Linked DNA regions of Homo sapiens: region 2 is linked to region 1. A link is an interaction called in ENCODE POLR2A ChIA-PET data of the cell type or tissue named here. Cell type or tissue: OCI-LY7. All regions are shown on one strand. Each heading gives the region's core, and the rest is flanking DNA. Links, peaks and the distances in the headings are about the cores only.

Evidence for each region. ChIA-PET counts read pairs that join two places held together with the same protein. Peaks named below come from ENCODE experiments on the same cell type or tissue, not always from the same donor. Only the 100,000 strongest peaks of a DNase experiment are listed, where the experiment ranks them.
Region 2: POLR2A ChIA-PET joins it to region 1 with 5 read pairs; 7 of 35 experiments call an interaction of 5 or more read pairs at or near these places.

Annotation. Positions count from the first base shown.
Region 1 is chr7:139,647,426-139,653,269 of GRCh38, reverse strand. The region is part of intron 2 of HIPK2 (homeodomain interacting protein kinase 2); the gene reads left to right. Among named protein-coding and RNA genes, the nearest start is that of CLEC2L, 130 kb to the right of the region's middle. RefSeq lists an enhancer at 3,655-3,924. In OCI-LY7, for the core only: no CTCF peak of the experiment used is centred there; a DNase peak (open chromatin) is centred at 4,209.
Region 2 is chr7:140,010,820-140,016,786 of GRCh38, reverse strand. It overlaps TBXAS1 (thromboxane A synthase 1), which reads right to left. Exons shown (of 13, transcript NM_001061.7): 11 at 927-1,064. Among named protein-coding and RNA genes, the nearest start is that of PARP12, 49 kb to the left of the region's middle. RefSeq lists an enhancer at 1-49. In OCI-LY7, for the core only: no CTCF peak of the experiment used is centred there; no DNase peak of the experiment used is centred there.

The DNA.
Region 1 (5,844 bases), core at 1,845-5,844:
CAGAGTTAGCATCGAGGATGACAGTGACGCTGTTTCTGCTCTGGTATCACTTGCCCCTTGCTCCTACTGCCCTAGCCCTTGTGTCACTTCCTTGTTCTCCTGAACAGTTTTTTTTTTTTTTTTTTTTTTTGAGACAGAGTCTTGCTCTGTCACCCAGGCTGGAGTAGCAGTGGCGTGATCTCGGCTCACTGCAACCTCAGCCTCCCAGGTGCAAGCCATTCTTGTGCCTCAGCCTCCTGAGTAGCTGGGATTACAGGCCCCCACCACCACACCCATCTAATTTTTGTATTTTTAGTAGAGGTGGGGTTTTACCATGTTGGCCAGGTCTCAAACTCCTGACCTCAAATGATCCACCCACCCCGGCCTCCCAAAGTGCTGGGATTACAGGCGTGAGCCACCGTGCCGGCCCTGAACAGTCTTCTTTGTGTTTTCCTGCCTCTGTACCTTCGTTAATGATGTTTTCTTACCTGCAGTGCCCTCTCCCTTCTCTCAACTCTGAAGTCGGTGGTACCTAACGATTCTATTTAAATTCTGCCTCCTTGAATTCTCTCCTGTTCTTCCCAGCCTGGAGTGGAGTCCGCTGAGGTCTACTAGAGTTCAAGTTCCATGAGAACAGAGACTGTCTTTTTTTGTTCACTCTCTAATTAGTGCCCAGCACATAATGGATGCTCAATACATGTTTATTGAATGAGAGAGATTGCTCCCTCTAAACGTAGCTGGCATCTGACATTCATGATTTCTGTCTGTATTCCTTTTTCCATACGTGTACACGAGATGATAAGCTTCTTGAGAACAGCAACCATGACTTGGTATCACCCTCTAGCAGAGTCTTGAACATGCTGGGAGCTCAATAAATATCAGTGATTGAACTTACTACATAATCACTCAATAATCCAATCATGTCCCCGAGCTCAGGGGAAGGGGGAGGCAGACAGAATGCCTTCCTCCTGCTGTCTTATACAAAGCCACTCGTGAGCAGCGTCTTATGCAAACACAAGGCCCCATTCTCCCCCAGCCCAGCACTTGCCCACCTAGGAAGGATATTCTCAAGAACATGAGGCTGTTGACATCACATTCCTTTTCCAAAAATGTGCAAAGGACTACAGAATTGTTCAAGAAGCAGTGATCCAGTGCTTGGCTAGTTAATTCCTGAGTAAGCCACTCTGAAAACTGATTATAATCCTGTTTCAAATGGAGAATTGGGAGAAGGCCAATAAAGGGTATATTATTGTATCTTGTAGGAGGGAAGAATCCGGCAGATATTCACTGAGTTATGGCGCCAGAGCCTTCCTCTCTAATGTTATTGTAAATAATTGTTAGAGTAGAAAGCCAGATCAGCAAAGTGAGACTCCAGCATTGCAGTTCCTCTCCACGGAGGTCTTATATAACGAAGACCTCCATAAACAAACATTGCAGAAACATAACATCGGATCTCTCCTCTTAAAGTTCACACTGTGTAATGTAAAGTGGAATAATCATTTTACATTCCTTGTAAGTTCTAAGAAGTCCCTTCTGGGGCAGCTGTTTGCTAAACCTTTTTTGTTTGTTTGTTTGTTTAATAAAAGAAAACAAATTGTGTACCTCTCCACAGTGCCCCCGCTATAGAGCTAAAAGCAGTGATTTCATGTAAGTGTTTCATTTGTCCCCCTCCAGCTCGCCTCTCTCCTAGGAGTCACGAACTCAAGTGCCTCCAGGGCCAGGTAGGTGGTCAGTGAGCTGGTAATGACTAAGGTCTGCATCTGGTGACACACACGTGCAGAGGGCAGCCTTATCCAGCCCCAGGTCATTGTGACCACGAACTGACAAGTGGCCCAGAGTTGCCAGAGCTTTTGATTTTCAGCAGGAAATCCAAACTTTTAGGAATATCACCTGAGTTCTAAATGTTAATAGCTAGTTGAAAAAATTTAATATCTATGCAGGCCAAAGAGTGTCTGTCTCTGTGCCGGGTTCATCCTGTGGAATAGCAGCTTGCAAACTTCATGCCATCCGTTCAGTCTTGCCTGCATTTGGGTGCTTGGAAGTCCTCCTCAGGCTGTGTTTTCCTTGTGCCTCCTACCTTTTTAGAAAGTGCTTCATTGGTTCCCATCAGGGCAGGGCAGGGGCTGGATGGAGGACCTAGTGATGTGTTGGGTATCAGGGGGTGCTGACCTAAGGCTTGTTGGAAACACAAATCCAGAGCTTCTCTGCGTGCTCCCTCCCCTCTTAGAGACGCCCAATCAGTATCTGTCACTGCATAACGAAGTACCTCAAAATTCCGTGGCTGACACAATAAACATTATCTCACCGTTGCTGTGCTCCAGGAATTTGGGAGCAACATGACAGGACGATTCCCACTCCAGTTCTGTCATGAGGTGGCGGTGAGCTCTTAGCCCAGGCTGCAGTCACCCAAGGGCGTGACTGGGGCTGGAGGGTGTTCTTCCCAGGTGGGTCACCCTTGTGGCTGGCAAGCCAGAGCTGGCTGTTGGCCAGAGGCCTGGGTTCCATCCACGTGGATCTCTCCACAGGGCCATTGAGGGTCCTCTTCCAGAGTAAGTGATTCAAGGCAGAGCAAAAGCAGAAGCCACATGCCTTTTACAGCCTAGTCTCAGAAGCCACACATTGTCATTTCTGCGCTGTCTTATTGGTTACACAGGTTTGCCCTGCTCAGTGTGAGAGGAGACCACACCAGGGTGTTGACTTCCAGGAGAACTGGGTCCTCAGGGGCCATCTTAAGGGCTGGCTGTCACAGCTGTGATCACAACCCTCAGTCGGTCCCTTATGAACAAATGGTCCAACCCTGAGAATAGTTTAAAAAAAAAAAAAACCCGAAGGGAATAAAATATATGTCATAGTGATTTGCACCTAATATTCAGCCCACTTACTATTGTGTTCCCCAGATCAGCCTCAGAAATTAAATATCCTTTTTTTTTTTTTTTTTTTTGAGATGGAGTCTTGCTCTGTCGCCCAGGCTGGAGTGCAGTGGCACAATCTTGGCTCACTGCAACCTCTGCCTCCTGGGTTCAAGCGATTCTCTTGCCTCAGCTTCCTAAGTAGCTGAGATTACAGGTTCATGCTACCACACCCAGCTAATTTTTGTATTTTTAGTAGAGATGGAGTTTCACCATGTTGGCCAGGCTGGTCTTGATCTCCTGACCTCAGGTGATCTGCCTGCCTTGGCATCCCAAAGTGCTAGGATTACAGGCGTGAGCCACCATGCCTGGCCTAAATATCCTATTTTTATATCCCATCTTAGAACTGTCTTCCCTGAATGTATCTAAAGTCACTTTTTAAAAATATTTTTTAAAATCCTACCCATACCACCTCTTCAAGCGATAGACTGAGGTGTACCAAACAGAAGAACCCTTGCTTTTCAAGGGAACCCTTTCGCTTGCTGCTTACCCCTGTCTGCTTCCAGGGGTATTCCTAGGTCTCTCAGTTGCTCGAGCAACTAAACCTAACCAACTTCTCTACTAAACCTAACGTTTTGTAAAGATTTGAAAGGAAAATCACTCTGAACAAAGAGTAGTCCCTGCTTTGGTATACCAGTAGCACCTGTGAAGACAGGTGGCCCCAGAAGTTTTCTGGGACCCTCTGAATTGGTAGGAGAGGGGCACCAGTTAATCAGAGGCACAGACAGGGAGGAGCAGGGTTGCTCCTGTTCCTGCAGCAGTATCCATTTCTGGGACCCACTTTCCAAACCACCCCCCCGAATTCTAACAGCAGGAGACACACACACACACATACCCTCAGGCTCTACATCACCTCTGCCTCCTTCAAGACCACCCTTAATATTCATTTTAACCAGATTTTGCCTGAATAAAAACGTGAAGGGGAAGAAAAGGTGCCCCAGTGTGTTTTCCCCTAGGAAAATCCCTACTGGTAACTAGTCTTATTTGCTCAATAAACAAAATCTTAGGCTGGGAACTGAAGGTCAGCACAAGCAGCATCTGCGGGTGTGCACCGGGGCTCTGGGGCCCTGTAACATTTGCGCGTGTACCTGGGGGAAGGGGTGCTGCATCGGCCCGCCCCCCGCAGCCACCCGCCGCAGCAGTGGTCACCGAGTCAGGGTGTGGGGAGGTGGAAATGAAATGCATAATTCATAGGCCGCTGTGGTGTCCAGTCTGTGGGAGGGGTGGTAATTACAGAACTGAGAAATGAGGCTGCAGCGGGCAAGTCACCTCTAGGTTAGAGGCTGCTATGATAGATGGCCTGCATTGTTCTCTTTCTGACCTTTTTCTGAACTTCCCCTTAGAAGAACAGAGGAAATATGGTGCTGCCTTTTCCCATATTGTTTTTGAATAATACCTTCAGACGCCAGCTTTTAGAGTTTCTGTTCTTCCGTTTGGGGTTTTGCTTCCCCCTCCACCCGCCCAATGCCTTGCTTCTTTCCATAGAAAAATCGAATCACTAATGACTTTATCCTAGTATTAATGGTAAATACAGACTACACAAATATTTGTCCACACTGAACACAATACATACGGGGAAAGGAAAAAAAAAACCCGCAGCACCCTCTCCCTCCTTCTGCTCCGCCCTCCACTGCCAAGCAAGACAATCCCAAGAGCCGTCCTCCGTCCTCCGTAATGATGCAGACGGGGCTGATGAGAAGGGTGGGGGGCGTTGCTCGGTAGGAAGTGATGGAACCTAAGCTCTGGCTTGCAGAATAGAATCGTTTTAACCGGACGTGAAGGTGCAAGCAGGAATGATGCTCACTCCCATGTAAGCTATTGATGCTATCCCGGGGGGATAAAGTAACAAGGCTGGGGACTGTGTGCCGTATTCCCTTCATCAGCCTTTCCACTGTGTAACCCGAAAGCCGCAACGTCGTTTCCCTCCACGCTTCTCTCTGCCGCTAGTGATTTCCTGGTCTGAACTGTGACTCCCTAGTGATGGCCTGTAACTTTGGGTTCTGTGATCATCTGAAGTCTATCAACCTCTATATAGTCAGGGAAACCCAGAAGAGGGAAGAGGGAAGATTTCTGTTTGATTTTCACACAAGCAAGACTTACTAAAGAGTTAGGCAGAATTGTTCACTTAGCCTTCAATTCAAAATTGAATCTCAGGTTGAAACTTTGGGGTATGTGGGGTTGTTTTGTTTTTTGAAAAATGTACCCCTTTTGAGGCCAAATGAAAAGGAACTAGACAGTTCTGTGTCAGAGCCTTTCAGACTGGGGGTGGAATTTGGTTAGCTCCATTTAGCGGGTTAATGTTGATTGAACTCCTGCTGTGTGCATCACCACCCTGAGCTGTGTGGCAGCTGAGCACTTCCCTGGGAAGCAAATATAGGTTCTGTCTCCTCAAGGAACTTTTGATCTCTTGGGGGAATCCAGGACAAGCCTAAATACAACCATACAAAGACCTACTTACACAGCTGACACTACAGAGACAGGCCTGCCAGGCAGGCCCTCGCTGATTTCCAGTGATGCCACAAAACTTTTCTTCCTTGGCAAAAAAGAAACTAAGCTGTTCATACCAATGATCACTGTCATTCTTTCAAACATCTCACAGGTTTTTTTATGGGTTTAATTGCTTATGGGTTTTTTTTAATTGAATTTTCAAAATCTCCCTAGCTGCCTCCTCCCTATCTCCACTTATTCTCTCTTCTTCTTCAGGTAGGTAAATAGTATCTCCTTTATCACCTGCTTTTCACCCACTATTCCTCAGCATATATATAGATATCTAGATAGATAGATATAGATAGATGATAGATAGATACAAACTCCCTATGTCAAGCTTCTCCTATTAAAAAGTGGAGCTTTATAGGTTTCTATTCACATTTCACCATTGAAATCCTTATTATCAGAGAAGAACTAAAAGAGCCACTTATTTCCTTAAAAGTAAATAAACAGTAAGAAATCCCAGTTT
Region 2 (5,967 bases), core at 1,968-5,967, 360 kb before region 1:
GCCAGCCCTTCCCTTGCCAGATCACACACACAGGATATTGACTGGTTCTGATGAGGACCAGAGTGTGGGCCGCCTGCTCAGATGTTTCCAATCACAGAGCCCAGAAATGAAAGGAGACAATGAACCAAAGCCAGGTGGTGGAAGGCGGGGACCCAGGTCAACCAGTGGATCACGTGAATTTAGATTCATGGAGACATCAGCTGAAGCTGTTGTTTTGGCATAGATGCCCGTTTTTTAAAAAGGAAATGATGTTCCGTTACTTTCCAGTGCAGACCTGAAATACAATCCTGTATCCCATGTCCTGGCTTGAATGAATGGAAGACAATCATTTGAAATTGCCTTGTTCCTTGCATGCAGGGCTGCTGAAATGCTAAATCTCTGGATTCAGTTTGGACCTTGAAAAAATGGTATAATTATTTATTTATTTATTTATTTTTATTTAATTTATTTATTTTTTTTTAGACAGAGTCTTGCTCTGTCACCCAGGCTGGAGTGTAGTGGCACCATCTCGGCTCACTGCAAGCTCCGCCTCCTGGGTTCACGCCATTCTCCTGCCTCAGCCTCCCAAGTAGCTGGGACTACAGGCGCCCGCCACCACGCCCAGCTAAGTTTTTGTATTTTTAGTAGAGATGGGGTTTCACCGTGTTAGCCAGGATGGTCTCGATCTCCTGACCTCGTGATCTGCCCACCTTGGCCTCCCAAAGTGCTGGGATTACAGGCATGAGCCACCACGCGTGGCTAAAAAATGGTATAATTATTTCCTTTGGAAATTATGTCTTGCAAACATCTATCTGAATTGCCATAACTTTTGACTATTTGGGGACAATTTTGCTAAGTCTGTGCCTCCCGGCTGCTGCCTCCACTGGTAAATTTCTATCCCACACACTCACATCCCTTCAGAGCTTTTTAAAAGGGGCAGTACTCACCTTTCAGGGTTGAAGGTCTCCGGGCTTGGCCAGTGCTCAGGGTCATGGTGCAGGGCACCCACGGCCATCTCTAGCACAGCGCCTGCGGGGATGCGCTGCCCCAGCACCTCGCAGTCCTGAGCTGCCTCCCGTGTGAATCTGAGGGAAACACCAGGTCGGGGGTGGATACAGAGAAGAGATGAGGAGCAGAGCTTGGGGCGTGCTGGGCAGGCAGAGTCTGAGTGTGAAGGGGATCAGGGGCAGGCAGCATGGTGTGTGGAATGAGGCTGGGGACAGAGGACCCCCTGCTCAGCCCCCTTCCCAGGGTGACCAAGCCCCTACCCCATTACCACTCACTGCCCAGGAGCCTGCAGCCCCGAGGCTAGGCTCACTTGGTCCTTGATGAAAATGTACTCATCCATCCCTTCATGCATCCATTTGTCAAGCACAAAGGGCCCCTCTTGTGCCCCATGTCGGGGTGCAAACTGCTTTGGAAGGATTGCTTTCATAGTGGGGGCCTGGAGGGTCATTCCTGGGCCACAGCCTATCCTATCTTCCCATTCACAGCCAAGCCTCTTAAAATTGCCCTTGCTCACCCTCTCGCTCCCTCTCCTCCCATTTCACTGACTAGCCCTGCTGCCTGGCATCTGTCCCCTCCCTCCTGTGGATGGTCCCCATGCCAAGATCCCCAAAGAATATTTATGGGTACATCTGATGAATACTCCTCAGTCTTCATCTGACTTGGTCTGTCTATGTCATTGATTGTCTTCCTCTTGCACATTTCTTTGGTTTGTTTGTTTTTCTGTTTTAATTTTCATTAGGAAATAATTCTGAACTTACAGAAAAGTTGAAGAATAGTACATTAGATACCCATGTATCGTTTACCCAGATTCACCTGCTGTTTTTTGCTGCATCCTCCTCCTCCTCTTCTTCTTCTCCTCCTCCTCCTTCTTTCTTCTTCTTCTTTTTTTTTGAGACAGGGTCTTGCTCTGTCACCCAGGCTGGAGTGGCACAATCTCTGCTCACTGCAACCTCTGCCTTCCAGGTTCAAGCAATTCTCCTGCCTCAGCCTCCCGAGTAGCTCAGACTACAGGTGTGTGTCAACAGGCCTGGCTAATTTTTGTGTTTTTAGTAGAGACGGGGGGTGGTTTCACCATGTTGGTCAGGCTGGTCTCGAACTCCTGACCTCAAGTGATCCCCTGCCTCGGCCTCCCAAAGTGCTGGGATTACAGGCATGAGCCACTGCACCTGGCCTGTGTCCATCATCTTTACCATTCTCTGTGTGTGTGTCTGTCTCTCTCTCTCAGACACACACACACATGCACACACACATTTCTTTCCTTGATTTCTCCCTCATTGGCAGGCTCTTCTGCATCCACCAGCCTCTTAAATCCTGGCACTTCCCAGGGATTTCGTCTGCCCTCCCAGATTCAACTTCCATTATCTCCTAAGCCTCCTACCTCAGCCCCAGCCTGAACCCCAGGTTCCAATTTCTACCCACAGACCCGGCCTCTTCCCTGGGCGGTCCACAGAATCCTCGAAGTCGGCCTGAGCAGCAGCAGGTCATCAGAATCTTCTCCTCCTTCTGTTTCCCACACAGGCTTGAGAAAGCCGGAAACCAGAAGCCATCCTGTACTCGTCTCTCCCCGTCTGCAGATTCATCACTGGTCTTTCGTATGGTGCCATCTCTCCAGTTTTACTGCCATCTCCTTAGTTTAGATTCTCGTCTCTCATTGACCTCTTTGCAATCCAGTCTTCTCATGACAACCAGAGCCATGTCTCTGACATGCAGTTTTGTCTGCTTCTTCCCAAGGATGGGCTGCCTAGAACAGGGAGCTGGAGCTGGAGCAAGACCCAGGTGCTTGAGGCTGTATGGCCCCAGAGCTGAGGCTAGAGTCGCAGTTAGCTGGTGAAACCTGTAGCTCAAAGTCAAGGGCAATCAGTGGGTGAAGTGAGGCCATGAATCGGGGACGGCAGCAGATCAGAAGCCAGGAAGATGGGCAGTGACTTGCGATGCACAGTGAGAGGTAGTTTAGGACCTGGGTTTGGGATTAAGGCCATGAGCAGGTCAGGTGTGTTGGAGGCTGCTGGTGTTGATGCAGTCTCCAGGTTTGCCTGGTCAAGCTGCCTTCAGGGCTGAGCCTCAGGCTGGTGTTCAGGGCTCCTGGTGCTGTGAGATCACACCCCAATCTGACTGCTGGAGCCACTGCAGCTTGTGAACAATCTGAACCACCTTCCAGTCCCCCAGCTTGGGTCTCCTCCGTGAGGCCTGCCAGTGAGAGCCGTTCCTGGTTCCTGGGAGAGTTCTAGCTTCCTTACCCCACCAGTTTCTTACAACCAACACCCGTGACTCAAGAAAGCACCATTGAATCTCTCTTCCTTGCAACTTGAAATCCCGGCATGGCTCTCTTAAGCTTGTACCTTGTTGATTATGGCCCAGCAGGTGACCCTGGGAAATGAGTCTACCTGGAGCCACACAACTCAACTCTTGGAGTGAGCATCGAGACCACCTGTGTCAGTGACTTCCTCTCTGCTCCAGAAAATTCTTGCCGAGGAAGATAAACCTCTGAACCAAGAAACAGCTTCACTGTTGGCTTCAGGAAATTAATGCAAACTAATTTGTCTGAGCAAACCACTTTCCTATCAGGACAATGGTTTGCTTGCGTGAGCAAACAGTTCACTTGCCAGACAACAGTCTTACCTGTCAGAACTCCCTTCAACTCACCTACCTGTATTCACTCATTCCTAAATTGTTATGTCATACATCTTGCCCCAATTTCTTTTTTTTTTTTTTTTTGAGATGGAGTCTCGCTCTGTTGCCCAGGCTGGAGTGCAGTGGCGCGATCTCAGCTCACTCATCTTGCCCAATTTCAAATATTCCTTGCCACAAAAGACCTACCTTAAACCTCTGTAACCCAAACTCCAAACCTTATAAGTGTCCTTTCCTGATCTGCTGGCTTTGAGTTCCTGTTAAACAAACGTGCTGTCACTCTTCAGACCTACATGCAACATTCTAGAAACAAAATTCGAGGTGGAGAGGTGAAGAACCGCTCTCTTCCTGAACTTGGGTAGACTTTTGGACTTCGAGTGTTGAGCACACGCTCTCAAGAGTTCTGGTCATGGCCGGGTGTGTGGTGGCTCATGCCTGTAATCCCAGCACTTTGGGAGGCAGAGGTGTGTGGATCACCTGAGGTCAGGAGCTGGAGACCAGCCTGGCCAACATGGTGAAACCCCGTCTCTACTAAAAATACCCAAATTAGCCAAGCATGGTGTCGTGCGCCTGTAGTCCCTGCTACTCAGGAGGCTGAGGCACGAGAATCGCTTGAACCCGGGAAGAGGAGGTTGCAGTGAGCTGAGATCGCACCACTGTACACCTGAGCGACAGAGCGAGACTCCGTCTCAAAAAAAAAAAAAAAAAAGTTCTGGTTACAGGTGATTTGGGATTTTAAAGGATGAGATAGAGCCTTTTAGGACGAGGGCAGAATTACAGCCCCAGCTTCTCTTTATCACCTCCCTGCACCTCTCAGCCCACCCCCTTCCCAACTACTTTTGTGACTATAGGGTTCGATTGAGAAGTCTCTCTCTGACTTCAGCATTATCCCACTCCAACAGATCTGGCTCACAGCAAGAAAACCAAGCCCCACTTCCTGCCTCCTACCTTCCAGACTTCAGGCCATTTCCTATCCCAGGTAACACGGGGGTTGGGAGGAGACGCTGGTCACACCCTCTGTCAAGGCTTGTCCTCGAGATACCCTCCCAACGTAGCAAAGTTCTGTTTCCCTAATGAATCCCGTACACGGGCTCCCACTCCTGCTCCTGTCTGTACCACTCCCACGTGCCTGGAATCCATGAAAAATCTTCTGAGTCTTAAGTCCTTAACACAGGACATGAGAACATCTAATGAGGACAGGCTCAAACCGTCCATCAAATGCCATGATAATTCTGGAATATTGGAACATCAGAATTGGTCCTGGTGAGGCTGGGTTTATTTAGTTATTTATCTGCTCACCTGTTTATTATTTCATTGTGGATATATATATATATAGAACATAAAATGGACCATTTGAACCATTTTTCAGTGTGCAGTTCTGTGGTTTTAGTACATTCATTGTGCAACCAGCACTGCCATCCATCTCCAGAACTTTTTCCTCTTCCCCCACTGAAATTCTGGATCCCTTAAACACTAACTCCCTCCCCTCCCCTCTCCCTGGTCCCTGGCAGACAGCCTTCTACTTTCTTTGTTAATTTGGCTCCTCTGAGTGAGTCCTGGTGAGGGAAGGAAATTTGGGTTTGAAAATCTGTTCCCTGTTGTCTATGTCTCTACCGATAGCTTCTTCTCCCAGAGAGGAAAATATTTGATCAGATTGTTCATTTTACCCAAGGGCAATGGCACAATCTCATTTATGCTTTACTTTTAAAGGGTAGACTATATATGCTTGTATATGAACATAACATTTCTAGAAGAATACTTAAATTTCTATCTTTCTCTTCTCTAGGGGATGGGATTGGGATGGAGAATGGCAGGGGGCCTTTTTTTTCTTTTTTTTTTATTCTTCATTGTTTAGGGGACTGTTTTTTTTGTTTGTTTGTTTGTTTGTTTTTTTTGAGACAGAGTCTCGCTCTGCCGCCCAGGGTGGAGTGCAGTGGCACTATCTTGGCTCACTGCAACCTCCGCCTCCCAGATTCAAGCAATTCTCCTGCCTTAGCCTCCCTTGTAGCTGGGATTACAGGTTTCTGCCACCATGCCCGGCTAATTTTTGTATTTTTAGTAGAGTCAGAGTTTCATCATGTTGGTCAGGCTGGTCTTGAACTCCTGAACTCAAGTGATCTTCCCTCCTTGCCTCCCAAAGTGCTGGAATTACAGGTGTGAACCACTACACCCGGCCGGGACTGTTTTTTTTTTTTTGGTTTTGTTTTGTTTGTATAAGCATGCTATTTTGGCAATATAAATAATTAAAAATTCAAAATAATTCTATGCTGGATTTTACTTCAAGCTGTAGGATTGGACTTCCCTAAATATCCTAAAGGAAATGCAATGATTACAGTAATTACTGTTATGCCC